Regions from separate parts of the Homo sapiens genome. Here region 1 is linked to region 2. Evidence: chromatin loops called from intact Hi-C (ENCODE). Cell type or tissue: right lobe of liver. All regions are shown on one strand. Each heading gives the region's core, and the rest is flanking DNA. Links, peaks and the distances in the headings are about the cores only.

Region 1 (16,431 bases), core at 5,435-13,434, 53 kb before region 2:
TTACAGGTGTGCGTCACCACTCCTCACTAATTTTTGTATTTTTAGTAGAGATGAGGTTTCGCCATGTAGGCCAGGCTGGTCTCAAACTCCTGACCTCAAGTGATCCGCCCACCTTGGCCTCCCAAAGTGCTGGGATTACAGGCATGAGCCGCCACGCCCGGCTGATTGTCTGTCTTTTTTATTATAGCCATGCTAGTGGGTGTGAAGTGGTAGTTCATTGTGGTTGTGATTTGAATTTCCCTGATGGTGAGTGCCTCTTATTCTCTGTGCTGATTGATAATGATGATGAAGGCAATTTGTATCTATAGAGTGGCAGTGTAGTTTACTAAGAGTTAGGGTAACTTATTTCATAGTACTGGCTATGTCTTCTGGGCCAAGTCATTAACTTCTCTGAGCCTCAGTTTCTGCATCTGTTCATAGGGTTGTGGCAATTAACCAAAAAAAAAAGGCATGAACAGCCCTTATCATGATGACTGACATAGGATAAGAGCTCCATAACTAGTATCTATTTTTAAAAATAATCTTTTTAAGTCTGGGAGTGGTGGCTCACACCTGTAATCCCAACACTTTGGGAGGCCAAGGCGGGTGGATCACGAAGTCAGGAGTTTGAGACCAGCCTGGCCAATATGGTGAAACCCCATCTCTACTAAAAATACAAAAATTAGTGGGGAGTGGTGGTGCACACCTGTAATCCCAGCTACTAGGGAGGCTGAGGCAGGAGAATCGCTTGAACCCGGAGGCGGAGGTTGCAGTGAGCCAAGATCAAGCCACTGCACTCCAGCCTGGGTGACAGAGCAAGACTCCATCTCAAAATAATAATAATAGTAATAATTTTTTTGATTATATAATAGTATATATGTATATAAAATACATGTATGTATTTTTATCTATATCCTCTGCTCTGACCCTCAAAGTAACCACGTCCAAGTTCAGGATTTGAAATCTGGAAACGTGGATTCAAAAATCCTTCACCTCTTTGAGCCTTGGTTTCATCATCTGTAAAATGGGGAGAATTGTTGATAGGAATATTAAATGAACTAATAAATGCAAAGCTGTTTGAGAAATATATGGCATATAGTAATCCCTGATTAAGTGTTAGTTCTTATTATTAATAATGCTATTATTAGGATTATTATTATTCGATTCATATGTTTACTGTTCAACAAATATTGAATGATAAACATATATGCTGGGTCCGGCATGGTGGCCCATGCCTGTAATTCCAGCACTTTGGGAGGCCAAGGCGGGCAGGTCACTTGAGGTCAAGAGTTTGAGACCAGCCTGGCCAACGTGGTGGAAACTCCATCTGTGCTAAAAATACAAAAATTAGCCGGGCATGGTGGTGGGTGCCTGTAATCCCAGCTACTCGGGAGGCTGAGACAGGAGAATCACTTGAACCCAGGAGGTGGAGGTTGCAGTGAGCCAAGATTGCACCACTGCACTCCAGCCTGAGCCACAGAGCAAGACTCTGTCTCAAAAAAAAAAAAAAAAAAAAATATATATATATATATATAGTATTTTTAGTAGAGATGGGGTTTTGCCATCTCTTATATATTTTTATATATTTATATTTTTTATATATTTATATATATTTATATGTATTTTATATATTTATATATATGTGCTGAAATCTAAAATAAGACATATCACTTAAACCAGCTATCATAGGACCAATGGTAAAGAGCATAATTAGTAAATGCCCCCTTCTGCATTAATACGTAGATTGTATGTCACAATTTCATGTAGCAGGTGATGGGACTTCCTGACATTCTTGGGCCCAGCATACAATCTTTTTATTTCTTTTTTAGAGACAGGGTCTCATTGTGTTGCCCTAGGCTGGAGTGCAGTGTCATTATCACAGCTCGCCACAGCCTCAACTTCTCAGGCTCAAGTGATCCTCCCGCCTCATCCTCCCAAGTAGCTGGGACCATAGGCACACGCCATGATGTCTGACTAATTTTTTATTTTTTTTTGTGGAGATGGGGGTCTCCCTATGTTGCTCAGGCTAGTCTCAAACTCCTGGACTCAAGTGATCCTCCTGCTTTGGCCTCCCAAAGTGCTGGGATTATAGGCATGAGCCACTTTGTCTGGCCTACAATTCCTTTTCTTTCTTTCTTTCTTTTTTTTTTTTTTTTTTGAGTTGAGTCTCACTCTGTCACCTAGGCTGTAGTGCAGTGGTGTGATCTCAGCTCACTGCAACCTATACCTCCCAGGCCCAAGCAATCCTCCCACCTCAACCTCCCGAGTAGCTGGGACCACAGGTGTACACCACCACGCCCAGCTAATTTTTTGTATTTTTGGTAGAGACAGGGTTTCACCATAGTTGTCCAGGCTGGTCTTGAACTCCTGAGCTCAAGCAATCCACCCGCCTTGGCCTCCCAAAGTGCTGGGATTACAGGTGTGGGTCACCATGCCCAGCCTTCAATTTCTTCAGATTATTGTATAATAATAAAATTTCTAAAAACAGATTACTATGAGAACACCTTGTAATGATAAATATTTTTCTTTCACATGGTGAAATCATAACTTACATGTATTTAACTCCCTCAAATTCAGTTATACATGTTCCATGGGGACATGGAGAGAGAGAGAACAATATAAATAATGCAATGATTCAGCAACCGGGTTCGCTGGAGTAGGTGTGAGATGGGATACTGGCATCTGGTGTTCCCTCCGTCAATCTCTGTTCCCACGTGCTTTTTAGCGAGCATCTTGCTGCTCTACTTATTAATCTAGGTACATATTTTTCAGCCACATGACCCCTAAAATAAGTCAACTCCTTCACCTTCACCTGGAGCAAAACTGTAAAAACAGCAACTTGTTCTAGATCTGGAGGCAAAATTGGTTCCAGCAGACCCACTGGGAAGTGGGAGGTGTTTGCTATGCTTTGTGGACAATTTAAGTGTTTAAAAGGCAATTTTGATGAGCCATGATTTTCATCTTAAGTGCCAACTTTAGAAGATAACCTTCATATAAAAGTTTCTCTACAGTTTGTATTTTAAAATATAAAATGGAAGAAAAAACTATCACCAGCTTTGCTTTTTTCCTCTTGGTTAATGGACTATCTATTAACGTCTCACTAAATGGCCAAATGGAGTCTCACAGTACACAGTTTGGGAAATGCTGCCTTAAGTTGCTCTGTGAAGCCTTAAGTTCGTGTAACCATGACTTAGCCATCTGTGAAATGGGTAGACCCATGGGGCATAGGAATTGGGGAATGTATTTTGCATCAAGTAGGACTGGTGTGGACCACAGGTGGAAATCCAGACAGGCTCGAGCAATGTTCAGGATACAGCAGCAAGTGACAGGTTCTGGCCAGCTGTCCCTACTGGGGCTGCAAGGACTAAGAGCCAGGATAAGGAGACAGGGCCTCGGTTATTGAAAATGGGATACAAAGCAGGGACTGGTTATGGCGGAAATTAACCAAGAGGCTGTTCAGCTTCTTCTATTCTCACAACCAATTCAGATCTGGATTCAAAGGCAGGGATGCAGCTACAAGAGGAGTTTGTGTTGGAGGTCTGTGTAGATAGGATGCTAAGCAGGTCTGTGTCAGCCAGGATCGTTTGGGCAGTAAGTGACAGAAACCCAACTTGCGTTAACCACAAAGCCTCAAAGGGGAATTTATTGGATCATGTAACTGGCCAGTTGAAGAGATGGTGCTGTCCTCGGACGTGGATGAAGATAAGAGTTCAAACTGTGTCATCAGGACGGATCCGTCTCCCTACATCCTGGCTCCATTTGCTTCTATTTGGCTTCCTTCTTGAACAACTCTGTATGTACAAGATATCCTCACATTCTCTTCTTTTAACAACCTCAGAGGAGCAAACAAGTCTTTCCTGATAGCTCTGCTAAGAAAGTCCCAGGAAAGACTCTGATTGATCAGATGTGAGTTACAGATCCATCCCTGAACCAATCACTGTGGCCAGGGCCAAGGTGTCATCCCATTGGCCAGCCTGGGTCATGTGCTGGCTCCCGTAGCAGGAAGTAGGGAGAAGACGAGGGAGCCGTGTGAGCCCTACGTGAACCACATCCAGTGGATTTTCCTTAGGAAGGAAGATTCTGTGACCAGACCAAATGGAAAAGGAAGTGGGGAGGGTAGGCAGACAAAAATCGGTGATCTATTACAAGGTCTTTCCAAAAGCCAGAAATTAGGGATTTCTAAGTGTACCTCTCTAGTCCTGGCTTGTCTCAGCCCTGCAGCTGGGCTGTGGAGACTCCATCAGCAATTGCTGACCCCCTATTCTTACCTCGGCCCCTTCCTGAGTCCCACCAGGAGCCCTGCTCCTCATCTGGGACATGCTTCTTGGCCCATGGAGGTTGCCAGCTCACCTTGGTACTTTACTACTATTTGGTTTCTGTGACCACCAAGCTGTTGCTTAAACCAAGCCGCCTATGGTGGCACCACTTTGGAGAATTCTTTTTTATTTTTTGAGACAGGTTCTCACTCTGGTTACCGAGACTGGAGTGCAGTGGTATGATCTTGGCTCACTGCAGCCTCGACCTCCCGGGTTCAGGTGATTTTCCCACCTCAGCCTCCCCAGTAGCTGGGACTATTGGTGCATGCCACTACACCCGGCTCATTTTTGTATTTTTAGTAGAGACGGGGTTTTGCCATGTTGGCCGGGCTGGTCTTGAACTCCTGACCTCAGGTGATCTGCCCGCCTCGGCCTGTCAAAGTGCTGAAATTACAGGCGTGAGCCACCGCACCCGGCTGGATAATTCTTTAGATTTTATTCCAAGTGGGTTGAGAAGCCATGGGAAGATTGTAAGCAAAGGAATAAAAGTTGGTTGCATTCTCTTTGGAGGATTTCCCTCTTCCCTGGAGACCAGTCCTCACAGAAGCTTTTCCAATGGCCACAGAAGACTAAGGAAGATTGAGAGAGGCACAGGAAACAATTCCACTCAGAGCTGCTGCTTCGCCACTGCCCAGTCAGCCTCCACTGGCGCCAACATGAGCCTATGCTGTCATTCCTGGGCCCAGGCTGGCTGTCGCTGTGGAGATGGTGCTGCTGTGCTAGTTTGTGGCTGTTAAAATGGAGCTCCTGGCTGGACACCTGTTTCCCAGTGGGTGGCCACAAACCTGTGAGTCTGGGCCTCCTCCAGCTGAGTAGAAGTGAGCCCAGCACAGAGGCCGGGGAGGCCCCAGACGCCAGGAGGAGCAAATCCAAATCCAACCCAAGCATGGCCCCTCTGACCCTGACCATCTTTTTTTTTTTTTTTTTTTGAGACAGAGTCTCCCTCTGTCACCCAGACTGGAGTGCAGTGGCACGATCTTGGCTCATTGCAACCCCCACCTCCTGGGTTCATGCGATTCTCCTGCCTCAGCCTCCCTAGTAGGGACTACAGGCATGCACCACTACACCCAGATAATGTCTGTATTTTTAGTAGAGATGGGGTTCTGCTATGTTGGCTAGGCTGGTCTCGAACTCCTGGCCTCAAGCGATCCGTCCGTCTTGGCTTCCCAAAATGCTGAGATTACAGGTGTGAGCCACTGCGCCCAGCCTGCCCCTGACTGTCTTCAGAAAAGTAGAAGCAGGAGGTCTGCCACATTCTCATCCCACCCTTGACACCTGGGTGATGTGCTAGAGCTTGAGGGGAAGGTCAGAGGTAACCCAGTTCGGGAAGTGACCCCGTAGGAGGAGAAGAATCCAGCCATGTGACACACAGTACGAAGAGAACAGTAAATGCAAAGACCTGGAAACAAGAGGAACAGCAAGGACAGCATGTCCCAGAACCTGGGGAGAGAGGAGGGAGCAGCCGGAGCTGAGGGCAGCTCAGGGGAAGAGTTGCTATTTGATTTTCAGTGCATGGGAAGCCACTGAAAAGTTTTATGCAGAGAAGTAAAACCATCTCACTCATGTTTCTAGAAGCCTTATGGGCCACTGTGCAGAGCATAGAGTGTGGTGGGACAAGAATGACGGTGAGGAACCAGTGAGAAGGTTCCTGGAGTCACCAGATGCGAGGAGATAGAGGCTTGGGCTAGAATGGGCTGGCGGAGCTGGAGAGAGGTGGACAAAGCTGAGATGTGTTTTGGAGGCAGAAATGATAGATTTGCTAGGAGGTGAAAGATGGCTCTAGATTCCTGAGGAACGATGATGCCTTTTACCAACCTGAAGAAGACCAAGGAGAGGCTTGAGGACTAACACGGAACTGTGAAGGAGGCCAGGCAAAGGTGGAGACTGCCGTGAGCTGTGATCACGCCACTGCACCCTCGCCTGGGTGACAGACTGAGAACCTGTCTTAAAATATATATGTAATAAAAAATAATAAATAAAGGGCCAGGCGTGGTGGCTCAACGCCTGTAATCCCAACACTGGGAGGCTGAAGCAGGTGGATCACCTGAGGTCAGAAGTTCAAGACCAGCCTGGTCAACATGGCGAAATCCCATCTCTACTAAAAATACAAAAATTAGCCAGACATGGTGGCACATGCCTGTAATCCCAGCTACTTGGGAGGCTGAGGCAGGAGAATCACTTGAACCTGGGAGGCAGAGGTTGCAGTGAGCCTAAATCACACCACTGCACTCCAGCCTGGGCAACAGAGTGAGACCCCATAAATAAATAAATAAATACATAAATAAAGGATATCAGGCAAGCAATTAAAACACCTGCCTACTACCATCTATCCGCATCCTTTTTTTCATGTCTAACACCAAAACACCAAAATAGCTGGAAACATATCATGTCAAAAGATAAGCATGATTCTTTCAAATGAATGGCTGTGGACTTATGAAAAGCTGCCTCCGCATCTGATTTTCTTGTTTCAAGGGGTAATGATGGAGGTTTCTCTCCTGCACCTGCAGGCCTCCGGGGATGCTGCCCCAGTGCAGCCTCCCACCCTGGGCTGGAGCCTCCCAGCCCCGCTGCATGGGTAGCACAGTGTTGGGAAGAGGAAGGAGCAGTTTGTCTGGCTTTTTCACAGGCCCACAGCTGGCCGGTACAGTGGCAGAGAAGGCGAGGCTGAGGTGGGGCTGGGGAAGCCAGCAGGGGCCTGATCATGGAGCGCCTTGAGCTGCATCCCACAGGTACTGAGAAAGCATGGAGAGCTGTCCCCCAGCCCCCAGCATCTTATTAGAAAATATTGAAACATAACAGAAAACATGAAGGGTTTTATGTTCATATTTTCATTTTAGAGAGATCATTCTGCTTGAAATATAACACCTACTGAGTACTGCTGAGGACTTAGCATGTGCCGGGTTCTGTTCTTAGCATGTGACATGTATTGGCCTATTTGATTCTCCTACATAATCCTGGAAGATTGGTTGTGGGAGTGGGTGATCATGACCTGAACAGCCTAACCATGTTTAGGGAACACTCTGTGTTATGCGTTCCACCACACAATCCATGTCACAGCTGAATGTCCCAGTTTCCCTTGCAGCTAGGACACAACAGGAGACCCAAGCTTTCCAAACATATGCCCCAGGCAACACTTTGATACACAAGGAATAACACTGGATGCTGGGTGTGCACAGAATTCAAATTCAGGAATGGAGGGAAGTACTGCCCTTTGACCCATACAATAGGGGATCCCCTTCCTTGGACCCCATGGCTTAGAGGGCCCCACTCTGTCCCTCTGCAGACTGTGAGCTGCCCTATGGAATGAGGGGTGTCTGAGGCTGTATTAGTTTCTATTTGTTACACAGCAGTGGAAACTAATACAGTCCCACAGGCCTAAATCAAGGCGTCAGCAGGCTGAGTTCCTGCCTGGAGACTCTGGGGAAAATTCACTTCCAAACTCATTTTTGTTGTTGGCAAAATTCAATCCCTTGAGGCTGCAGGACTGGGCTCTGCTCCTCACTGGCTGTCAGCCTGGGGCCACTCTCAGATTCTGAAGTCCTCCCACATTCCCTGCCACATGGTCCTCTCCATCTCCAAGCCTGCTATGACACAACGCATTGTTCTCATGCTTCAAATCTCTGACTTCTCTCCCGGGACCAGAAGAAGAATACTCTCTTCTTTTAAGGGGCTCATGTGATTGGGTCAGGTCAACTCTATCATATCATGGAGTCTCACCGTCTTGCCCAGGTGGGTCTTGAACACCTGGGCTCAAGTGATCCTCCTGCGTTGGCCTCCCAAAGTGCTGGGATTACAGGCGGGAACTGCTGTGCCCAGCCAAGGCCAGCATCTTCAGACTTCTCTGCCCTGTTTTCACATGGTCTTCTCCTCTTTGTGTGTGTGTCAAATCTCCTTCTGCCTCTCTTATAAGGACGCGTGTAATAGCACTCAGGGCCCACCTGGATGACACAGGGTCATCTCGCCATCTCAAAATCGTTAACTTTGGCCAGGTGCAGTGGCTCATGCCTGTAATCTCAGCACTTTGGGAGGCTGAGACAGGTGGATCACTTGAGGTCAGGAGTTCAAGACCAGCCTGGCCAGCATGGTGAAACCCTGTCTCTACTAAAAATACAAAAGTTAGCTGGGCGCGCACCTGTAGTCCCAGCTACTCAGGAGACTGAGGCAAAAGAATCTCTAGAACCTGGGAGGCAGAGACTGCAGTGAGCCAAGATTATGCCACTGCACTTCCAGCCTGGGGGACAGAGTGAGACTTCATCTCAAAAAAAAAAAAAAGATGACTGGGCACGGTGGCTCACATCTGTAATCCCAGCATTTGGGAGGCCCAGGTGGGCAGATCACCTGGGTTCAGGAGTTCATTCGAGACCAGCCTGGCCAACATGGTGAAAGTCTCTCTCTACTAAAAAAAAAAAAAAATACAAAAATTACCCAGATGTGGTGGCAGGTGCCTGTAATCCCAGCTACTTGGCAGGCCGAGGCAGGAGAATCACTTAAACCTGGGAGGCAGAGGGTGCAGTGAGCTGAGATCACTCTGCTGCACTCCAGCCTGGACGACAGAGCGAAACTCCATCTCAGAAAAACAAATTAACCAGGCATGGTGCTGCGTGCCTGTAGTCCCAGCTACTGGGAAGGCTGAGGTGGGAGGATTGCTTGATCCTGGGAGGTTGAGGCTGCAGTGAGCTGTGTTTGTGCCACTGCACTCCAGCCTGGGCGACAGAGTGAGACCCTATCTGAAAAAAAAAAAATCGGCCAGGCGCGGTGGCTCACGTCTGTAATCCCAGAACTCTGGGAGACTGAGGTGGGTGGATCACCTGAGGTCAGGAGTTCGAGACCAGCCTGACCAACAGGGTGAAACCCCGTCTCTACTAAAAATACAAAAATTAGCTGGGCATGGTGGCAGGCACCTATATAATCCCAGCTACTCGGGAGGCTGAGGCAGGAGAATCGCTTGAACTCAGGAGGCAGAGGTTGCAGTGAGCCGAGGTCATGGCATTGCACTCCAGCCTGGTGGCAGAGTGAGACTCCGTCTCAAAAAAAAGAAAGTCTCTTTTTACAACTTTTTTGAGGTATAACTTACATATCAGAAAATCACCGGTTTTAAATATACATTTCAATGACTTTTAGTAAATTTCCCAAGTTGTGCAACCATCATCACAATCCAGTTTCAGAACATTTCATCAGCCCAGTAAGAGCCCTCACACCCATTAACAGTCACTCCCCACTCCCACTTCCTCCTGGTGGTTGCTCAACCCAGGTAACCATGAATCTATTCTCTGCCTCTGGAGATTTGTCTTTTCTGGACAATCTTTCTTCTTAAACTCAGCAGAGTGAGTTCTGTTGTTTAGAACTAGAAACCCTGCCCAATAGAATACTAATATCCTCTTGTTTTGCAAGGGAGTTAGAGTCTCGCTCTGTCGCCCAGGCTGGAGTGCAGTGGTATGATCTCGCCTCACTTCGACCTCTACCTTCCGGATTCAAGCGATTCTCCTACCTCAGCTTCCTGAGTAGCTGGGATTACAGACGTGCACCAACACACCTGGCTAATTTTTGTACTTTTAGTAGAGATGGGGTCTCACCATGTTGGCCAAGCTGGTCTTGAACTCCTGACTTCAAATGGGCCACCCGCCTTGGCCTCCCAAAGTTCTGGGATTACAGGCATGAGCCACTGCACCCAGCCCTAATATCCTCTTATTACAAAAGAAGAAACAATGACTCAGAAAGATTAAGTCACTTACCCAAGGTCATGTAGTCAGTAAGCAATAGAGCTGAGACTGAACCTCACTCCAAAGTCTATGCTCTCACTAAAGTATTGCAGTGTAGAGAGTAGAGGGGACAGGGTGAGACTGGAGGAAGGGAGGGCATTTAGGAGACTATTGGGATGTCCAGATCTGAGAGCTGTTGGCGACCTGGACTGGGGAGGTGATAGAGGCAGAGGAGAGAAGTAGATGAATTTGAGCATATTAGGAAGTGAAACAGTAGGATTTGGCAACTGAACGGGTGAGTGGACAAGAAGGAGAGGATGAGTCAAAGAGTGCACCATGCTTCTGGCTTGGGCAACTGATGGGTACTGGAATAACTTGCTGGGATAGGAAATGCAGGAGAAACAGCCAATTTGGGGTGGAAGATGAGGTCAGGACTAAAGGCATTGAGTTTGAGGTGTCTATGGAATGTACAAATGGAGATGTTGAATGGATGGTTGGATATACGAATCTGCAGCTGAGATGTAGGTTTCTATATCACCAGCATATAGACGGCAACCAGAACCCTGGAAGAAGGTGCAACCGACCAGCAAGAGAAGATGTAGATGAGAAAGCAAAAGGGCCTAGAACACGCCCCAAAGGAGTGCTAACCTTTAAGGCGTGGGAGCGCAGAAGTCCCCAAAAGATTCTGAGGAGTAGCCACGGCGATCCAGTGAAAGTCAGGCACAAGTGGACTCCTGCAAGCTAAGGGAAGGAGGCGAGGGAAGTGGGGCATGGTCACAGTCAGTGTCAACTGCTGCTGAGAGTTCCAGGAAGGTCAGGTCCATGGTGTATCTATTGGATTTAGTGACAACGACATTGTTGTTTACTTGGCAAGAGAGGCTTTAGAGAAGGGATGGGGGTGGGAGCCAGACTAGAGTGGGTAGAGGAGTGAGTGAATCAAGATGCGGAAGTGGATGTGATGACTCGCCCTTTCTTTCTTCTTTCTTTCTTTTTTTTTTTTTTGAGATGCAGTCTTCCTCTGTCGCCCAGGCTGGAGTGCGATGGTGTGATCTCCACTCACCACAACCTCTGCCTCCTGGGTTCAAGTGATTCTCCTGCCTCAGCCTTCCAAGTAGCTGGGATTACAGGCATGTGCCACCACACCCGCCTAATTTTTTGTATTTTTAGTAGAGACGGGGTTTCACCATGTTGGCCAGGCTGGTCTCAAACTCCTGACCTCTTGATCCACCTGCCTCAGCCTCCCAAAGTGCTGGGATTACAGGCGTGAGCCACCGTACCCGGCCTGGTGACTCACTCTTTCAAGGGACTCAGCTATAAAGAAGAGAGGCATGGAGTGGTGGTAGGATGGATTAAGCTGGGGAGGGGAGGCATTTTTAAGATGAGAAATGATGTTTAAATGCAGATGGAAATGGGACAGGAGAGAAACGGAAGTTGATGGGATAAATGAAAATTATCATCATCATCTTCCTCACCATCACCAGCAGCAACCACAAGGAAAGCTCGTTCTGCTCTGGGACTGCCCTGTTAGACATTTCTTCCTTATACTGAGCCACAATCTATCTCCCTGTAACTTTCGCCTTTGGTTAGAGTTCTGCCTTGTGTCCCTCTTCTACTCTTCAAATGGCTGCACGCTGCTACTATGTCTGTCCTCTTCTTCAAACTCACAGCCCCCATCCTACGGGCCCTGTGCTCCCAGCCTGGTGACCCGACCCTCTACTGTCCCAGCCAAGTTCACATGACCATCCTCTTATTTGTCAAGCCTCTCTTTTTTTTTTTTTTTTTTTTTTTTTTTTTGAGGAGTCTTACTCTGTCCCAGGCTGGAGGGCATGGCACAATCTCAGCTCACTGCAACCTCTGCCTCCTGGTTTCAAGTGATTCTCCTGCCTCAGCCTCCTGAATGCTGGGATTACAGGCATACATCGCCATGCCTGGTTAATTTTTGTATTTTTAGTAGAGACGGGGTTTCACCATGTTGGCCAGGCTGGTCTTGAACTCCTGACCTCCAGTGATCCCCCTGCCTCAGCTTCCCAAAGTGCTGGGATTACAGCGTGAGCCACTGAGCCGGGCCAAGCCCCTCTGAAGAGGCAGTGTGCACACTCTTGCTTTGCTGATAGAAGCATGAAATGGTTCAAGTTTTTGTGATTTGGGAAAATGAACTCAGCTATAAAATGTGCACACCCAGAAGTTGTCCTATGGACTTAATGTCTTAGGGGTGAGAAGAAGCTTGTGCAGGGATTCCTGGCAACATGAATGCGGGATGGACAGACAGTGAGCACAGTGTTGAGGAGCACAGCCTGAGTGCATCTCCCTGAGATCAGGAACAGGACAAGGATGCCCGCTTTCACCGCTGCTGTTCGACATTGTACTGGAAGTTCTAGCCAGAGCAATTAGGCAAGAAAAAGCAATAAAAGGCATCCAGATTGTAAAGGATGAAGTAAAACTATCTTTAGTCACAGGTGGCACAATCCCATATAGGGAGAATCCCAAAGAATTCACAAGAAAACTGTTAGAGCAAATAAACTAATTCAGTCAAGTTGCAAGGAACAAGATCAACCACAAAAATTAATTGTGTGGGTTTTTTTTACACCAGCAATGAACATTTGAAAAGGAAATTCGAAAAAGTATTCCATTCACTGTAGCATTTAAGAAAGCTGAGGCTGTGAAGCTACATGGCTGTGTTTGGAGCTGGTGCTGCTATTTACCATGTGACCTTGGACAAGCTTCTCACTTCATTCATGACACCGTTTATTCAGCTATTAAGTGGGGGTAATAATAGTACCTTCCTTATAGAGTTGGTTTTTTGTTTTTGTTTTTGTTTTTGGTGGGGGAGAGTAAGGATTGCAAGAGTTAATATATGTTAGCAAAATGGACTTAGAAGAGTGGTTGGCACATGGTAAGGACTATATTAGGGTTACCAAAAAATGTTTATAATTGGGAAAATTGAACAAAGGTTCCAGTAAATATCCATCCCAGAGGCTGGTTGACAAATTATCACAATGTACCTTTTAGCTTGAACCATATGGAACTGCCTATATTCTATAGCTATGGCCTACAAAATGCAAAATGGGCAGTTTTTTTTGTTGTTGTTTGTTTGTTTGTTTGTTTGTCTTGAGACAGTCTCAGTCTGTCACCAGGCTGAAGTGCAGTGGCACGATCTTGGCTCACTGCAACCTCTGCCTCCCAGGTTCAAGCGATTCTCCTGCCTCAGCCTCCCAAGTAGCTGGGATTACAGGTGTGCACCACCACGCCCAGCTAATTTTTGTATTTTTAGTAGAGATGGGGTTTCCACCATGTTGGCCAGGCGGGTCTTGAACTCCTGGCCTCAATTAATCTGCCTGCCTCGGCCTCCCAGAGTTCTGGGATTACATGAGTGAGCCACCGAGCCCAGCCAAAATGGGCCGTTTCATATGTTCAATTTAAACACTAAGATACTCTTTAGCCACTGAAAATGACTGTGTATCATAGATCTATCTTTATCACAGATCTATCTTTACTGTCATAGAAAGAACTAATAACATATTATTGAACAAAAATAACAAGTTACAAAACAGCTTGCAGCCACGTTTGTAACATCAGTATATCTATTTGTGTGTCTAGGTGTGGACATAAAGAGATATCTAGAAGACACTCCCATTGCCTATGGGAATGACTTGGGCTGGGATCTTTTTTATTTATTTATTTATTTATTTATTTATTTATTTATTTATTTTGAGACAGAGTCTCACTCTGTCACCCAGGCTGGAGTGCAATGGCATGATCTTGGCTCACTGCAACCTCCGCCTCCCAGGTTCAAACGATTCTCCCACCTCAGCCTCCCAAGTAGCTGGAATTATAGGCACCCATCACCGCACCTAGCTAATTTTTGCCTTTTTAGTAGAAATGGGGTTTCGCCATGTTGCCCAGGCTGGTCTCAAACTCTTGATCTCAAATTATCCACCTGCCTCAGCCTCCCAAAGTGCTGGAATTACAGGCGTGAGTCACCGCACCCAGCTGTGATCTTAATTTATATTTTTTCTTTTTAACCCTTGATTTTTACCCTGTTTGACTGACTTTAGGAGTCTGACCCCCAAAACTGCAAAAGAATAAATTAGTGTTGTTGAAAGCCACTAAGTTTGTGGTAATTTGTTAGAGCAACAACCAGAAACTAATACAATCGGGATTAAACTTGCCCTGGGGGTGCTGGCTCTCCCCCACTTTCTTCTCAGAGCATCTCTTGGGTCCTCGCCCCTTGCTGAGCCCCCACCATGGCCGGGTGGACCAGCGATGGACCTGATCGGATTCTCCTCTTGGGATTTTAAATAAGAGATGCAGAGGCTGCACGCCAAGCTTCTCTGTGCCGCACTGCAGGCACAGTCCTGGCGCTACTGTTCTTTAGGGGTCCATGAAGATGTTTGTTGGCCTGGCTTAGGTGTGAGCTAAGAGATACAAGGGATACACTTTGGAGGCTCAGCCCTTTGATGTTACCTTTGCGCTGGAAGCCCAGGGGCTGTAAGACGGAGAGGAACTTTGCTGAAAGGGAGGTCCTCCCTGCAGAGCTTGAAGAGCAATCTAACCATGCTGGCATGGGGCCCATCCCACCTGTGATGCCAGTGTAAGTCTGTGACAGTCACTCATATTCAGAGCATGTGGATTGAGACTCTGAAGAACGACTTTATGGTGGGCACCTTCATCTCCATCTGGTGGGTCCAGAGCAAGCAGCCTCAGGGTCCCATGGGCCCAACCTCACCCTCCATCCTTATTTCCCTGCCACTCCAGGGCTCCTCCTCAGCCAGACTTGCCTGTGAGTGCCCCTTGATGGCTGTATTAGTCTGTTCTCACGCTGCTAATAAAGACATACCCAAGACCAGGTAATTTATAAAGGAAAGAGGTTTAATGGGCCCACAGTTCCACATGGCTGGGAAGGCCTCACAATCATGGCAGAGGGCGAAAGGCATGTCTTACATGGTGGCAGGCAAAAAGTGAATGACAACCAAGCAAAAGAAGAAACCTCTTATAAAACCATCAGATCCCATGAGACTTACTCACTATCACGAGAACAGTATGGGGGAAACTGCCCCCATGATTCAATTATCTCCCACCAGGTCCCTCCCACAACACATGGAAATTATGGGAGCTATAATTCAAGATGAAATTTGGATGGGGACACAGCCAAACCATATCAGTGGCCCTGGCTTCTCTCCCATTAGCTCTGTTCTACTTCCCAAAATCTTTCCAGCTTTGTTCTTTTTTAGAGACTGGAGTCTCACTGTGTTGCCCAGGCTTGTCTTGAACTCCTGGGCTCAAGGGATCCTCCTACCTCGGTCTAACAAGTAGCTGCGAATATAGGTGCACACCACCACACCCCCACAACTTACCCATCCTCCCCGGCTCAGTGAAATCCCTAGGTCCTTCACACTCCCGTTAGCTCCAGGTACCAGCGGCTTTGCCTTCTACAGAATGCATAACATTATAGCCTCTTAGAGCAAAAAGGTCATGGGGATGGGGAAGGCTGGGAGTTCTCTCTTCATTCAGGGATTAAACCTACCACCTGGAGGGGTGACATGGCTCACCTTAGTCACCAAGCAAGGTCGGGAGAGTATTTCTGGGATGGTCATTAGCACTTTCTTTCCAAAGGGAGGATACTACAAACTCACTTTCATGATCACAGTATCCCCCCCGACAGGTAAAGTGTGCAAACTCGCTTTCATTCCCTTTTTGTCTTTGACGCAGCTCTGAAGCATTTTAATTCTTAAAATTTACATGTTCATGATGACACAGAGACAGGTTTTCTGTTTAGGAGAGGGCCTGATTCCATTAAGGCTGATCGATCATATGTTGCACATTCTGGGATAAATATGAGAGATCAGAATTGAGCTTCCCAAATGGTGGGTCACATGACCCAGTGTTGTTCCAGGAGAACGTTGCAACATCCAGCATGAGAAAGCGCTGCATGCACCATGTATGTGTTGGGATGCTGGGCTGAAATGTATTAATGAGCAAGTGTTATCATATTTGTCTATGGAATTCTATTTAATAGCTATGTCTCGTATGTGCTGATTGGGTCTCAAATCTGGGTATCTTACCCCAACATCTTTCTTGAAAATCCTTCTTTTTAAATAAATGTTGGCCGTGTGCACTGGCTTATGCCTGTAATCCCAACACTTTGGGAGGCCAAGGCGGGTGGATCACCTGAGGTCAGGAGTTCAAGACCAGCCTGACCAACATGGAGAAACCCCATCTTTACTAAAAATACAAAAATTAGCTGGGCACGATGGTGGATGCCTGTAATCCCAGCTACTTGGGAGGCTGAGGCAGGAGAATCACTTGAACCTGGGAGGCGGAGGTTGCAGTAAGCTGAGATCGCGCCATTGCACTCCAGCCTTGGCAACAGAGTGAGACTCCGTCTCAAATAAGTAATAAATAAATGTTATAGAAATACTAAAGTGTATTGTGCATAA
Region 2 (16,431 bases), core at 5,561-13,560:
AAACAATAGCTATTTTATCGAATAGTTTAGAGACCACTATTAAATATTGTGACTGATGAAGGATCTGTGAATTTTTTTATATATGTTCTAAGAGTTACCATTTTGATACCTTTTAAAAACCAGCAGCTTTCTACTATATTCATGTAAGACAGCATGAATAAAACCATTTTTTGATACAGGGTTTTATTTGGCTTTAAACTCAGGAACCAAGTTAATTATGCCAGATTGAACTTTGATTTTTACTACCTTTTCAAAGATATTTTAAAAAGTGGATTACTACATATGATTTCTTTGGAGCTTACATTTCTTTACTTCACGAATTCTATGTCACTGTTACAAGTTTCCATTCTGATGGCTTCTGGGCCTTTGTACCTTTGTTTTTGGTGCCTTATTCCTAGTATGTTTCTATCACCTTAATGAGGCCGCAGATGGAGTCAGAATGTGAAATTACAAATAATCACTGGATCCATCTACTGTTTTCCATCACCTTCCCCACTGATGCTCTGGGCGAGAGAGTGATGTGTCACTTCAACTGTGTGTAATATGTCAGACACGTCCTACAATAACAGGCGTCATATTTGTATTATTTTTAGTTTACTGTAGAAAATAATGTCACCGCCAAAGGTGATGAGAGTCACGTTTTGTAGGATCTGTTTTCTTATACTTAAAGACAGACTTCTGCTACGGTAATTGCCAGTATTCATGGCTTCCTTTCTGTGTCAGAAGAGAAGGGATCTGCTTTCTCTTGGCTGATTTCACATAGCATTGGTAATAGACATGCATTTCTCTTTCTAAAGGGGAGTAACTTTTTAAACCCTTCCTGATTTTAGCCTGGCAATGTAAGTGTCCTTAATGTGACTGTTTTGATAATTAAAAAAAGGTATATAATTTATTTAAATCTTCATTTCCTTTCTTTTCAGAAGGTCCCCAAATCACAGTTAACTCATTCATTGACGCATTCACTCAACAACTATTCAATGAGGCACTCTCTAGAGACCAAGGATAAATAAGGTAGCCAGTCTCATAGAGATATGAGGAGATGGAAATTAATCAAATAATTCAAGCAAATGGCATCTTGCAACTTGTGCTGAGTATAATGGTGAAAAGGCAAATGATGGCATGAGAGCTTATAGTAGGGAAATTTGGCCTATTTGGGGAGATCAGCCTACCTGAGGAAGGAATGTTTTAGCTAAAATCTGAAGGATGAGTATTACTTAACTAGTGAATGCGGGAGGAAAGAGCATTCTAGGCAGAGAACAGTATGTGCAAAGGTCCTGGGGCAGGAAAAGCAGAGCAGGTTTATAGAACTTAAAGGAGAACTGTATGACTGTGCCATAAAAAGTACAGAGAAGTAAGGCATGAGTTACGGTTGGACAAGCAGGCAGGGGCTAGGCTGCCTGGAGCCTGTGGGCCATGGTAGAGTTTGTCTGTATCCTAAGACCTAAGCCACATAAGGGTTCTAAGCAGGAACCTGGTAAGATCACATTTAATTTTAATTTTTTTATTTTTATTTTTATTTTTGAGATGGAGTCTTGCTTTGTTGCCCAGGCTGGAGTGCAGTGGCTCAACCTCAGCTCACTGCAACCTCTGCCTCCTGGGTTCAAGCGATTCTCCTGTCTCAGCCTCCCAAGTATCTGGGATTACAGGCGCCTGCCACCACACCCAGCTAATTTTTGTATTTTTAGTAGAGACAGGGTTTCTCCATGTTGGCTAAGCTGGTCTCGAATGCCTGACCTCAAGTGATCCACCGGCCTCAGCCTCCCACAGTGCTGGGATTACAAGTGTAAGCCACCACACCCAGCCATATTAATTTATTTTATTTTATTTTATTTTATTTATTTTGAGACAGAGTTTCACTCTTGTTGCCTAGGCTGGAGTGCAATGCCACTATCTCAGCTCACTGCAACCTCCACCTCCTGGGTTCAATCAATTCTCCTGCCTCAGCCTCCTGAGTAGCCAGGATTACATGTGTGCCACCATCACGCCTGGCTAATTTTTGTATTTTTAGTAGAGACGGAGTTTCTCCATGTTGGTCAAACTGGTGCCGAATGCCTGACCTCAAGTGATTCACCAGCCTCGGCCTCCCAAAGTGCTGGGATTACAGGAGTACGCCACAGCGCCCAGCCACCAAATTAATTTTTAAAGATCACTATGATCGCTGTGTGGAAAATGAGCTGGGAGTGGTGGTGGATACAGTTTTTGTTTTTGTTTCAGTCTTTCCCTACTCCATGAAACATTTGCGCTATATATGCGGCCAAATGGAATGTTTCTCTTTTCTCCCCTCCTCTTCCTCTTGGGAAGTCACCAAAAAAAAAAAAAAAGAAAAAAAGAAAACAAATCAGCAGCAAGAGAAAAGGACGAAAAGCTCTGGTGGCCTTGAATTTTGGAATGGCCCCTGTCCCAAGCTGGCAGGGATGAGGCTGTGTGTTGAGCTTCAGATCACAGGAAGGAGTGCACCAAATCAGGAGATGAAGGGCAGTCAGCAGGACCCACTGGGTACCCACCGTGCAGTGTAAGGCCTAAAATTAAGCTCTAATATGAGGTGCTGCTTTGACATCAGGTGAAATCAGGAGTGCCTCACCCCAAGTTTCTCTCCCAGTCCTCCCTTGGCAAAGGGCGCCCAGTGAAACAGCCTTCCTTATCAAAAAGACCAGATGCAGTTCCTGCTAATCCCTGAGCGGCAGGTGTGAGTCTCCTGCCAACCCACGGAGTTGTCCAAATGAGCCAGTCACATCCTCCGGGGAACCAGGGCCTCCTCACCCTCTTGGTGCTACAAAGCCTGCCCCGCACTGGCCCTGGTTGTTCACTCTGTTTCTGTGTGGCCCTGCACGGCAAGTGGGGTCTTCCTCCCCGAGCTGTGAGTGTGTGTGACCAAAAACTGCTGCCAATCTCATTTGCCCAGTGTTGGGTGTCATGTGTTCAGCTACCGCCATAACCCTGGGGTGGGAACTGGGAATCCCTCCCTCACCACTGAGGTAAAGAGGTTATTAAAACATCCCTACTTCAGCTGGGTGCGGTGACTCACGCCTGTAATCCCAGCACTTTGGGAGGCTGAGGTGGGTGATCACCTGAGGTCAGGAGTTTGAGACCAGCCTGGCCGACATGGTGAAACCCTGTTTCTACTAAAAATACAAAAAATTAGCCAGGCGTGGTGGCGGGCACCTGTAATCCCAGCTACTTGGGAGGCTGAAGCAGGAGAATTGCTTGAACCCGGGAGGCAGAGGTTGCAGTGAGCCACGATCACACCATTGCACTCCAGCCTGGGCAACAAGAGCGAAACGCTGTCTCAAAAAAAAAAAACACCCTAATTCCAGGCCAACCAGCAGCCCTAAAAAATTAATCTTCGTTTGGCTTCTACCAAAAGTCATGGTCTACACAAAGCCCTGCCTACTAGAGGCAATAAGGAACCATGACCACCACCCCCATTTATTCAAATTACCCACTGGAATGCACCGAGTGGGGTTTCACCCTCTGCTGCTTGTATGTTTCTCAACCCATGTTCTAATCCCATGCAGTCATCATTCAGGAATCCCTGAGGATCCCCTGATTCAACTTCTCTTTTTTGAATAGATTAGAAATTCCTATCTTCTTTCACTTTTACTGTGACTTTTCAGCTTCCTGTTTTCCATTCCTGAGGGCTATGAATCATATTTCCAAAATAAATGATGATCTATGGAGAGGATTTTGCATTTCCAACATCCTTAGCTAATTTTAATGAATTATCATGGTCACATGATCCTAAGGCTTCAGGAATCGGAGGAAGTGGCTGACACTGACTTACCATTTTAACCAAACAATCACTGCACTTAAGCTTGGATAAGGGTCAAATAAAACTAACAGGGCTCTTATGCAAGCCCTTCCAGTCTGGTAAGTTATGAGTATTTATGTTTTATTTCCCCCCAAAAACAATAAGACCCTCAGAGGCAAGGAACTCATCTTGGTTTTTGTCCCTTACACACCTATCTCAGTCCAGTGGTATGATGGGCACTGGAAACAAACCACCTGGTTCAAATCCTGGCTTGGTCACTTATTGGCCAAGTGGCCTGATATGGTTTGGCTGTGTCCCCACCCAAATCTCATCTTGAATTGTTAGCTCCCATAATTCCCATGTGTTGTGGGAGGGACCTGGTGGGAGAGAATTGAATCATGGGGGCGGTTTCCCCCATATTGTTCTCGTGGTAGTGAATATGTCTCACGAGATCTGAGGGTTTTATAAGGGGTTTCTCCTCTTGCTTGGCTCTCATTCTTGTTTTGCCTGCCACCATGTAAGATGTGGCTTTGCTCCTCCTTGCCTTTGTCATGATTGTGAGGCCTCCCCAGCCCTCCCCAGGTGACACATTGGAACTGTGAGTCAATTAAACCTTTCCTATATAAATTATCCAGTCTTTGGTATGTCTTTATTAGCAGTGTGAGAACAGACTAATACATGGCTTTGGGCAGCTTCTCATGTCTAGCCATGGTAGCTATTCTTATGATTTGGATGGTGCCCAAGCATTGCTCTCGAGCTCCAGGCCCATATATTTAACCACCTCCAGATATTCTATACTTAAATGGTTTAGAGGCAATTCAAACAGCTACAAAAGACAAATCATGATCTCAGTTCACCCCACCCACATGTGACTTCCAGAGCTCCCAAGATCAGCCAGTAGCACCACCTGCCATCAGTTCAACTTCCCAAGCCAGAAATTCAAAGGATACCTTGATGTCTCCCTTCTCCTTCCCCGTTCTGTCCAATCTCATCTGTTCATTCAGCAAACACTTACTGAGCACCCCAGCACTGTACAGGAGCTAGGGATGAACAGGTGAATAAGAGAGGCTCTTTGGGAGGTTAGGTGCAGTGGGGCAGACAGGCAATCACGGTGAAAAGAAATGCAGTGAGGACAGCTTGGGATACAGAGTTTGAAAGAAACAAGCAGGATGCTGTGATAGGAGCAAGGGAGTTACTTCTGACAAGGGGCAGGGATAGTGTCTCCAAGGAAGTGACATTTACACTAGATCTGAATATCAAGAAGGAGCCAGCTGTAATGAGTTGAAAGAAGGGCATTCCAGGAAGAGGGATGGAAAACATAAAGCTGAGGGGTGAGAGAGAAATAAGAGTGTTCCAGAGCCTGGTGCAGGAGCACACACATGTAGTCCCAGCGACGAGAGATCATCCCTTAAGCCCAGGAGTTTGAGGCCAGCCTGGGTAACATAGTAATAATCTATCTCAAAAAGAAAAAAAAAGAAAAGAAAAGAAATGAGTGTGCTCCAGGACCTGTCAGATGGCCAGTGCAACTATGCGGTGAGAGACACAGTCTTGCTTGTTTTCTTACTGCCTCCTAAACTGGGTGGTTCCATCTCACTGAAACAGACGCTCAAAGAAAGGCGAAATTCACAGGCAAGCACAGCCTTGGGAGGGTTATGAAGCTGGTGAGATGTAAGCGGGCCCTCACTGGAGGAAGGGGCTGGAAACAGTGGGATGAGAGGAGGCATTCCCAACAGGACCAGCAGCACAAGCCAGGCCCAGAAACAAATGACTATCATAGTGGAGGGAGATTAAATGGGACTGATTTGGGGAAACCTTCAAAAAGAAAAAAAGGCTGAGATGTTTGAACCAGTTGCAAAGTTAAGATGGAGCCGTTCTTGGGGCTGACAGAGGACATGAGAAAAGCAGTGACTTAAGAAATCCCAGCCGGGTGCAGTGGCTCACGCCTGTAATCTCAGCACTTTGGGAGGCCAAGGCGGGCGGATCATGAGATCAGCAAGTGGAGACCATCCTGGCTTACACGGTGAAACTCCGTCTCTACTAAAAATACAAAAAATTAGCCAGGGGTGGTGGCATGCACCTATAGTCCCAGCTTCTCGGGAGGCTGAGGCAGGAGAATCGCTTGAACCTGGGAGGCAGAGGTTGCAGTGAGCCAAGATCGCTCCACTGCACTCCAGCCTGGGTGACAGAGCGAGACTCCTTCTCAAAAATTAAAAAAAAAAAAAAAATCCCTCAGACCGACATGAGGACGTGGGATGGGAGGGGAAGCCTGGGGAAGTGACATCATTTAGAAGTCAGCTGGGATTATATAGGAGTGACTCAGTAAGCCACCTGTGCTACTGAATTGGTGGTGGTGATAGAAAGAAAAGGAAGAGAGATATATATATATGGGGGGTTTTGTTGTTGTTGTTGTTTTTTGGTTGTTGTTGTTTTTGTTTTTGTTTTGTAGAGATACGGTCTCCCTATGTTGCCCAGGCTGGCCTTAAACTCCTGGCCTCAAGCAATCCTCCCGCCTGGGCCTCTCAAAGCTCTGGGATTATAGGTGTGAGCCATCACCCCCAGCCTGGCTAAATGAATTTTTAAAAATTCCTCTGAGTCCAACAGGAGGAGATTGGTTAAGTAAATTATGGCACAGTCATATAACAGGAGGGTATGCAGCTATTTTAAATGATGCCATAGCAAGATAGTTAATGGGCCAGGCACGGTGGCTCACACCTGTAATCCCAGTACTTTGGGAGGCCGAGGCGGGTGGATCACGAGGTCAGGAATTCGAAACCAGCCTGGCCATGTGGTGAAACCCCGTCTCTACTAAAAATACAAAAACCAGCTGGGTGTGGTGGTACGCGCCTGTAGTCCCAGCTGCTCAGGAGGCTCAGGCAGGAGAATCACTTGAAGTCGGGAGGCAGAGGTTGCAGTGAGCCGAGATCATGCCACTCACTGCACACCAGCCTGGGCGACACAGCAGGACTCCATCTCAAAAAAAAAAAGAAGGAAAATCCGATTGATAAAAATCTACATTTACAAAAAAAGTAAATGGGAGGGGCGAGAGTAATTTTTCTTTACAAAGGAGTTCATAAGAAGATAAGATTCCTTCAAGAACATCTGAATGAAATTGTAAGAACTGAGTCCTCCTTTTCAGGAGCTTGTCTATGGAAGAGGCACAGGGATGCGCAGACCCTGGCTGTGAGAACACTTTAGAACTCTTCTTCGTTTCCTTATTTGCAAAAGAAAAGGATTAGGCTAAGCATGCTCTCTAAGGTACTTTTAAATTTTTTATTTATTTGATTTATTTGATTTTTTTGGAGACAAGGTCTCACTCTGTCACCCAGGCTGGAGTGCAGTGGCATGAACACAGTTCACTGTAGCCTCAATCTTCTGGGCTCGACTGATCCTCCTGCCTCAGCCTCCCAAGTAGCTGGGACTACAGGCACATGCCACCATGCCTGGCTAATTTTTTATGTTTTGTAGAGACGAGGTCTCACCATGTTGCACAGGCTGGTCTCAAACTCCCAGGCTCAAATAATCCTCCTGACTTGGCCTCCCAAAGTGCTGGGATTACAGGCGTGAGCCACCACACCCAGCCTGTAAGGTACTTTTAATCTCAAAATGTGAGGATGGGATGGGCACGGTGGCTCACACTTGTAATCCCAGCACCTTGGGAGGCCGAGCTGGGTGGATCACGAGGTCAGGAGTTCAAGACCAGCCTGACCAACATGGTGAAACCCCATTTCTACTAAAAATACAAAAATGAGCCGGGCATGGAGGCGGGCGCCTGTAATCCCAGCAACTCTGGAGGCTGAGGCAAGGAGAATTGCCTGAACCTGGGAGGCTGAGGTTGCAGTGAACCAAGATCACGCCAGCCTAGGTGACAGAGCCAGACTGTCTCAAAAAAAAAAAAAAGTGATAATGATAATAATCTCAAAATGCTCTCTCCATTGTATAAGATGAGACCAATTTGTACCTGACAAGTGCTTGGCAAACCACCCGTAGGTGTCAGTGAATGTACTGCATTAGCTAAGGCTGAAGTCCATACTCTGGCCTCGAAGGCCCTACTCGATCTGGCCTCTGACTGTCTCTCAAGGGGTTAGCTCACATCACTCTCCTCCTTGCCCACTATGCTCCATTCATATTGACTTTCCTTCTGTTCCTGGAACATATCAAGCTCATTCCTACCTCAGGGACTCTGCACCTGCTATTCCCTTTGCCTAGAATACTTTCTCCTAGGAAAAGTATTCAGAGAGCTAGCTCCTTCCTGACATCCAGATCTCAGCTCAGATGGACTTTCTCAGAAAGGGCCTCACTCAAGCTATCAAGCTATCAGATATAGAAGGTACATTCTTTTTTTTTTTTTTTTTTTTTTTTGAGATGGAGTCTCACTCTTTCGCCCAGGCTGGAGTGCAGTGGCACAATCTCGGCTTACTGCAACCTCTGCCTCCCGGGTTTAAGCAATTCTCCTGCCTCAGCCTCCCAAATAGCTGGGATTACAGGCGCCCGCCACTGTGTCCGGCTAATTTTTGTATTTTTAGTAGAGACGGGGTTTCACCATGTTGGCCAGGCTGGTCTCGAACTCCTGACCTCAGGTGATCTGCCTGCCTTGGCCTCCCAAAGTGCTGGGATTACAGGCATGAGCCACCGTGCCTGGCCCATACATTCTTTTTTAGGATGCACAAGGAAGGGTTATAACAACAGATATGCATTAGATCATGTATTTTCCTCAATACATTCCCAACAGCAATATGATACAGACCAGGTTCTCTAACCACATTTCAAGGAAATTAGAAATTCATTTTCTTTTTTTTCTTTTTTTTTTTTTTTCATTTGAGACAGAGTCTCGCTCTGTCGCCAGGGCTGGAGTGCAGTGGTGCAATCTCGGCTCGCTGAAACCTCCACCTCCTGGGTTCAAGCAATTCTCCCTACCTCAGCCTCCCGAGTAGCTGGGATTACAGACGCCTGCCACCATGCCCGGCTAATTTTTGTATTTTTAGTAGAGACAGGGTTTCGCCATGTTGGCCAGGCTGGACTCGAACTCTTGACCTTAGGTGATCTGCCTGCCTCAGCTTCCCAAAGTGTTGGGATTATAAGCGTGAGCCACCACGCCAGCCAGAAATTAATTTTTAAGAGGTAGATTTTTAAAATATTTGGAAGCTGATTGAAATATTGTAAGAAATATTGCTAAATGACTCAATAGAACTGGATAATGAATGTAATATATGTCAAAATCGGTGGCACACAGCTAAAGCAGAACTTTATTTTCATATTTATATTATTTTTATTTTTATTTTTATTTTTATTTTATTTATTTATTTATTTTTGAGACGGAGTCTCACTCTGTTGCCCAGGCTGGAGTGCAGTGGCACGATCTTGGCTGACTGCAAGCTCCACCTCCCGGGTTCACACTATTTTTATTATTATTATTATTATTATTATTATTATCATTATTATTATTATTTGAGCTGTAGTCTCACTCTGTCGTGCAGACTGGAGTACAGTGGCGTGATCTTGGCTCACTGCAAACTCCGCCTACCAGGTTCAAGTGATTCTCCTGCCTCAGCCTCCCAAGTAACTGGGATTACAGGTGTGCACCACCACACGCAGATAATTTTTGTATTTTCGTAGAGATGGGGTTTCGCCATGTTGGCCAGTCTGTTCTCGAACTCCTGGCCTCAAGAAATCTGCCCTCCTCACCTCCCAAAGTGCTGGGACTACCGGCATGAGCCACTGCGCCCGGCCAAATGGCAGATTTTGTCCAAATGGAAGGCTAAGGCTGACCCTAAGGCTAACCCTAACCTTAGCCCTAATGCTAACCCTAATTGGGTTAGGGTAAAATGACTAAAGGCAAGAGATAAGCATTCTGGATATTTCTTAGGGCAGGAAAGAAGCAACTTTTATCCTCCACTGACCCAAAGAAATTGACTGTACTTTGTCCCCCACTTCCCACTCAATTTCCTACTTTGATGCCCATTCCCCCTCCCCTTGTCCATCCCAAGCTTCACTCTGGAGACAGTAGCTAAACCTGTGCTAGTTAAACTTGACCCAGATCTGTTAGAAAAGAAGGGGCTATTGCAAGAAGCAGGGCGGCTTCAAAGAAAGCCAAAAGAAACTAACTGTACTGAGTCACCCCACTTCCCTCTCAATTTCCTATTGCCCAGAGAATGGAACTCATGAGATAGAAAAACGAGAAAAAGGGAAGCAAGTGAAGAAAGGGATAGGGCGCTACTCTCCACAAACACTTCCTGTTGGCTGTGCTGACATCACTGCATGCCATGTATCTCATGATTCGGTGTGTAGCTCACACACCTAACGCCTTAGACAACAAGAGCGAAAATCCATCTCAAAAATAAATAAATAAATAAATAATTGGGGAAATCTCAACAGAACATTTTGTGATTCTTATGTGGACTTAAAGGTTATTCTTATCCACCTCTAAAACAACTGAAAATGCAAAATGTTATAACACGTTGATAGTTTTGGAGTCTGAGGAGTCCTGCTTTCCTTCCTTCCCTCTTAGCGACCAATTATTATCTCTTTATTTTATTTTATTTTTTTAGATGGAGTCTCGCTCTGTTGCCCAGGCTGCAGTGCAGCAGCACAATCTCGGCTCACTGCAACCTCCGCCTCCCGGGTTCAAGCAATTATCCTGCCTCAGCCTCCTGAGTAGCTGGGATTACAGGCACCCACCACCATTCCCAGCTAATTTTTGTATTTTTAGTAGAGACAGGGTTTCACCATGTTGGTCAGGCTGGTCTCGAACTCCTGACCTCGTGATCTGCCCACCTCAGCCTCCCAAAGTTCTGGGATTACAGGCATGAGCCACCCTGCCTGGCTATCTTTTTTTAAATTATTTTTTAGAGACATAGTCTCACCATGTTGCCCAGACTGGCTTTGAACTCCTGGGCTCAAGCCTCCTGAGTAGCTGGGACTATAGGCTATGAACTATTATCTTATGGAGGATAAAGGGAGGCATAATGAACCAGAAAAATTTGCAAGGAGACCTCCAGAATGTTTTATCAGAAACAAATGAGTTTGAGCTTTTACTCAACTGTAAAATGGGATTCTGAGTATCACTCACGTGAAGGTGGTTTTCAAAAGATAAAATGCTGTTCAGAGCCAAAGAAACGTGCATTCTTGTTGTGTCAGATTTAGATCTGCTGGAGAATGCTTATTTAGCTAATAATCCAGTAATTGTTGAGGGATGGGAAAGACTCAACACTGTGTGTTTCAGAAAACCTGTCTTCACCAGAGAAAAAAGCAGATGGGTCTTCACAACGAGACAAGTTATATAAAAGGCACACTTTGTTATTTTGTTTTGATTCAAACTTTCAGGTAAGCTTGAAGGTGTCTGATACAAGATCACAAGAAATGTAGTTTTCTATTTTTTTTCACACTTTAAAAAAAAATTCCCCACGGTTTTTGTTTTGTTTTGTTTTTGAGACACAGTCTCACTCTGTCACCCACAGCAAGTGCAGTAGCGCGATCTCGGCTCACTGAAACCTCTGTCTCCCGGGTTCAAGCAATTCTCCTGTCTCAGCCTCCCACGTAGCTGGGATTACAGGTGCCCACCACCATGCCTGGCTAATTTTTGTATTTTTAGTAGAGATGGGGTTTCACCATATTGGTCAGGCTGGTGTCAAACTCCTGACCTCAGGTGATCCACCCACCTTAGCCTCCCAAAATGCTGGGATTACAGGTGTGAGCCACTGTGCCCGGCTGGTTTGGGTTTTTTTGAAACAGGGTCTTGCTCTGTCACCCAGGCTGGAGTGCAGTTGTATGATCTTAGCTCTCCACCTCCTGGGCTCAAGGGATCCTCCCACCTCAGACTCCTGAGTAGCTGGAACTACAGACATGTGCCACCACGCCTGGCTAATTTTTTGTACTTTTTGTAGAGATGGGGTCTTGCCATGTTGCCCAGGCTGGTCTTGAACTCTTGGACTCAAGGGATCTGCCTGCCTCGGCCTCCCAAAGTGCTGGGATTACAGATATGAGCCACTGCGTCCGGCCAGAAATAGGGTTTTGGAAGGCACATTTCCTGGAAAGCCTCCCTGCTTCTTGTAATAGCCCCTTCTTTTCTAACAGATCTGTTTCAGGGTTCTTTGTTTCCTTGGTTCCCCGACCCCCCACCCCCGCCGCCCCACTGCCCTGTAAAACTGTCTTTCAAGGAAAGTTTGAGTTTAACTAGTACAGGTTTAGCCATTCTCTCCAGAGTGAAGCCTGGTGTGGACAAGGGAAGGAGGAGAGGGTGTCAATGGCTTATAGAGTTCTGGCCTAATACAGCCTGTCATCAGCCTTCCTGAAGTCCATTGACTTAATCCTTCTGAAGGTGACCGACTCATCCTGTTTGGCCTCGACCTTCCCGGTTTTAGCACAGAAAGTCCCTTGTCCAGGAAACCTCTCAGTCCCAGGTAAATCAGAGGGCTGATCAGCCAAGGACTTACCTTCCTTGCTTCCGTCTGTAACAGATACAAATACACAGCTTGAGTGGGATTCAGATCACTGTAAGCTTTTTATTTTTATGTATTTATTTTTTTTGAGACAGAGTCTCGCTCTATCACCCAGGCTGGAGTACAGTGGCGCAATCTCGGCTCACTGCAACCTCCGCCTCCCGGGTTCAAGCAATTCTCCTGCCTCAGTCTCCCAAGTAGCTGGAACTACAGGTACGTGCCACCACGCCCGGCTAATTTTTTGTATTTTTAGTACAGATGGGGTTTCACTGTGTTAGCCAGGATGGTCTCAATAGCCAGGATGGTCTCAATCTCCTGACCTCATAATCCACCCACCTCGGCCTCCCAAAGTGCTGAGATTACAGTCTTTTTTTTTTTTTTTTTTTTTTTTTTTGGAGCCGAAGTCTCCCTCTGTTGGTTTAGTGGTGCGATCTTGGCTCATCGCAACCTCTGCCTCACGGGTTCAAGCGATTCTCCTGCCTCAGCCTCCTGAGTAGCTGGGACTACAGGTGCATGCCACCATGCCTGGCTAATTTTTCTATTTTTAGTAGAGATAGGGTTTCCCTATGTTGGCCAGGCTGGTCTTGAACTCCTGACCTCATGATCTGCCCACCTTGGCCTCCCAAAGTGCTGAGATTACAGGCGTGAGCCACCGCGCCTGGCCTAATCTAGCACTTTAAAGACAAATACTAGGGAAGAAAAGAGATTGATTCAAAGAATCATTCTGGTCAGGCGCGGTGGCTCACACCTGTAATCCCAACACTTTGGAAGGCCAAGGCAGGAGGTTTGCTTGAGCCCAGGAATCAAGACCAGGCTGGGTAAAACAGTGAGACTCCATCTCTATCAAAAAAAAAAAAAAGATCATTCTCCCTGGATGAAGCAAGATGCTTCTCTTCTTTTGATGTGTATAATTTAGATTCTAACACACGCTGTTTTGTATCTTGCCTTGCCTTTTTCCTCACTTAACATTACAGCATAAGCATTTCCTCCATATAATTAAATATACTTCATAAACATTTTTAGGAGTAGCTTTAAAATTGTTTTTCTTTTCTTTTCTTTTCTTTTTTTCTGAAATGGAGTTTCGCTCTATCACCCAGGCTGGAGTGCAGCGGCACAATCTCGGCTCACTGCAACCTCCGCCTCCCGGGTTCAAGCGAGTCTCCTGCCTCAGCCTCCAAAGTAGCTGGTACTAGAGGCACCCGCCACCACACCCAGCTAATTTTTGTATTTTTAGTAGAGGCGGGGTTTCACCATGTTGGCCAGGCTGGTCTCGATCTCTTGACCTCGTGATCGGCCCACCTTGGCCTCCCAAAGTGCTGGGATTACAGGTGTGAGCCACCGTGCCCGGCCTTCTCTTAAGAAAAGTAATCAACTTCAGAGTAGACATTTTTAAAAATGCAGATAAGTATGCAGAGCAAAAATCATCTATAGTTTCACCCTTCCCAGAAAAACCAGTTAAGATTTTAATTTATGATCTGCCACACTTTTTTCTATAAACACAAAAATTTGAAGACCCAGTACACATATTGCCCTGTTATATTTTTCCATTTAATTATCTCAAATATCTTTCCACAGCATACTATCATTATTTTATTTTATTTTATCTTGAGATGGAGCCTCATTCAGCCGGGCGCAGTGGCTCACACCTATAAACCCAGCACTTTGGGAGGCCAAGGCGGGTGGTTCACCTGAGGTCAGGAGTTCGAGACCAGCCTGGCCAACATGGGGAAACCCCGTCTCTACTAAAAATACAAAAAATTAGCCAGGTGTGGTGGTGGGCGCCTATAATCCCAGCTACTTGGGAGGCTGAGGCAGGAGAATTGCTTGAACCCAGGAGATGGAGGTTGCAGTGAGCCAAGATCACGCCATTGCACTCCAGCCTGGGGGACAGAGCAACACTCTGTCTCTAAAAAAATAAATAAATAAAAAATAAAAAAGCTTTTCAATAGTTTTGCCTTGCTGGACTCACTGGGTTATGTCTGTAATCCCAGCACTTTGGGAAGCAGAGCTGGGAGAATTGCTTCAGGCCAGGAGTTTGACATCAGCCTGGGCAACATAGTGAGACCCCATTTCTTTCTTTTTTTTTTTTTTTTTAAGAATTTTAAAAAACGGGCGGGGCACAGTGGCTCACGCCTGTAATCCTAGCACTTTGGGAGGCCCAGGTGGGCAGATCACCTGAGGTCGGGAGTTCGAGACCAGCCTGACCAACATGGAGAAACCCCATCTCTACTAAAAATACAAAATTAGCCAAGCGTGGTGGTGCATGCCTGTAATCCCAGCTACTTGGGAGGCTGAGGCAGGAGGATTGCCTGAACCTGGGAGGCAGAGGTTGCGGTGAGCCAAGATCGCACCATTGCACTCCAGCCTGGGCAACAAGAGCGAAATTCCGTCTCAAAAAATAAAAATAAAAATAAAAAAAGTTAAAAACTAAAAAAAAAATCATAAATGTTACACATTTTCAACCAAGTAAAACGAAATAAAATATATAGATTTTACATTATTTCCATTCTATATATTACAATTTTTTCTTCGTGGCACAGTGACATGAAATTTCATTGTGAAATTTAAAAAGAAACAAACAAAAATTTGTTGTGAAAATCACATACAGGATTGATGAATTTGGGGCTGCCTCTTGTTTTCAGCAGTATCAGACAATTCCCCCACACTGCCTCTTGCAGTCACAGGTTATTCCCCATCCACCTTTTATTCTACGCTGCCTATCAAAGGGTGTGATCTCTGAGGTCTTTTACAGCCTAAAGACCGAATGTCAAATGTGCTAAGATGTCAAGATCCAGGTATTAGAATATGTCCAGCTCATCTGCAGGAATATCATCCTTCCCCATCTCCTCCATTTCAACAACCTGTAATTCCTCCCACCCACTGAATGGGAGAAAACATCTATAGATCATATATCTGATATGGAATTTGTATCTAGAATATATAAAGAAGTCTTACACTTTAAAACCATAATACAAGTGGCCGGCATGGTGGCTCACGCCTGTAATCCCAGCAATTTGGGAGGCCAAGGTGGGTGGATCATCTGAGGTCAGGAGTTTGAGACCAGCCTGATCAACAGGGTGAAACCCTGTCTTTACTAAAAATACAAAAATTAGCAGGGCATGGTGGTGGGTGCCTGTAATCCCAGCTACTACTTGGGAGGCTGAGGCAGGAGAATTGCTTGAACCTGGGAGGCGGAGGTTGCAGTGAGCTGACATCCCGCCACTGCACACCAGCCTGGGCAACAGAGAGAGACCCTGTGTCAAAAAAACGAAAAGGACGTTGGGTCTGATGGGGTTGAGAGGATTATCTGTGATCAACATATGGCCTGTTAGATAAGAGTCAGGGTTTTTCTGTTCTGTTTTTTTGCTTTTTGTTTTTTTTGTTGTTGTTGTTCCACAATAGATTCAGTCTCAAGCACTACCCAGGGAAAGCAACAGCAAAATTATAAAATAATTTATTCCTCACTTCTGCTATCAACTTGTTCTTTATTTAGACGTTCTGTTTCTGGAAGTATATATAATTATACTGTGTGCCACACGTATCTGTCATTCTGTTATACAATGACGTATTTCACAATGTCTATGTGCCAGATAAGCGAGTCTTACATCTTTAAATGCCTAAACATTTAATTTAAACATTTTTTCATTGTAGATTCTCCTAAACAAATGACACTGTCTCTTCTGACTGGCCTTTTGCGGCTCAAGGCCATTGTAACAAATGTCAGTCTTACATAACCATAACCAAATGACACCCTAAGGCACACTGAGGTCTCTAAACTAAATGGCCCCAGACTGATGAGCTTTTCGGAGTTCTTGGCTCTGCTTTTTATAGAAACATTTCTTTTTTATGGGCTATTTGTGTATCGCTGCTCTTAGTATTGGTGGCCTGGGGCAACGCGTCCCACCTCCTTCTAATTTGCTGCATTCAAACAAATGTTTGTTTTACCACCTACGTTACTGGTGACATAATACATTTTTTATCTGTTAGATCCTAGGGCTATAGACATAGTCTTTTCAATTCCAAGTTTCAGAAGGCTACTAGGTTAAGTAAAAAATGAACACTTATTATGAGATTATGGGGGTATCTCAAAGGTAAAGGTGAACGGGGGGAGGAGGCAGAACCAAGAAGTGGAAGCTCAACAGAAACCAGAGGCCGTTCCCTTCGTCTCTCTCACCTCTGTGCATCTTTGCCCGGCTGTTTCATACTTTTGCTTCTGCAGATTACTGTTCTCAGCTTCTCCATGCATAC

What was found. A loop is a pair of places that touch in the nucleus more often than their neighbours do. Peaks named below come from ENCODE experiments on the same cell type or tissue, not always from the same donor. Only the 100,000 strongest peaks of a DNase experiment are listed, where the experiment ranks them.
Region 1: a loop joins it to region 2, with 2.0 times the contacts of the local background. A loop is called at or near these places in 16 of 110 quality-filtered maps.

What each region holds. Positions count from the first base shown.
Region 1 is chr12:121,134,529-121,150,959 of GRCh38, forward strand. All of the region lies in intron 1 of P2RX7 (purinergic receptor P2X 7), which reads left to right. The region is part of intron 2 of LOC105370032 (a long non-coding RNA gene); the gene reads right to left. Among named protein-coding and RNA genes, the nearest start is that of P2RX7, 9.9 kb to the left of the region's middle. RefSeq lists an enhancer at 9,319-9,468. In right lobe of liver, for the core only: no CTCF peak of the experiment used is centred there; DNase peaks (open chromatin) are centred at 9,513, 9,923 and 10,293; H3K27ac peaks cover 2,623 bases.
Region 2 is chr12:121,187,141-121,203,571 of GRCh38, forward strand. It overlaps LOC105370032 (a long non-coding RNA gene), which reads right to left. Exons shown (of 4, transcript XR_001749352.3): 2 at 16,358-16,431. P2RX7 (purinergic receptor P2X 7) reads left to right here. Exons shown (of 13, transcript NM_002562.6): 13 at 1-892. Among named protein-coding and RNA genes, the nearest start is that of P2RX4, 15 kb to the right of the region's middle. RefSeq lists an enhancer at 2,788-3,288. In right lobe of liver, for the core only: no CTCF peak of the experiment used is centred there; a DNase peak (open chromatin) is centred at 9,996; H3K27ac peaks cover 336 bases.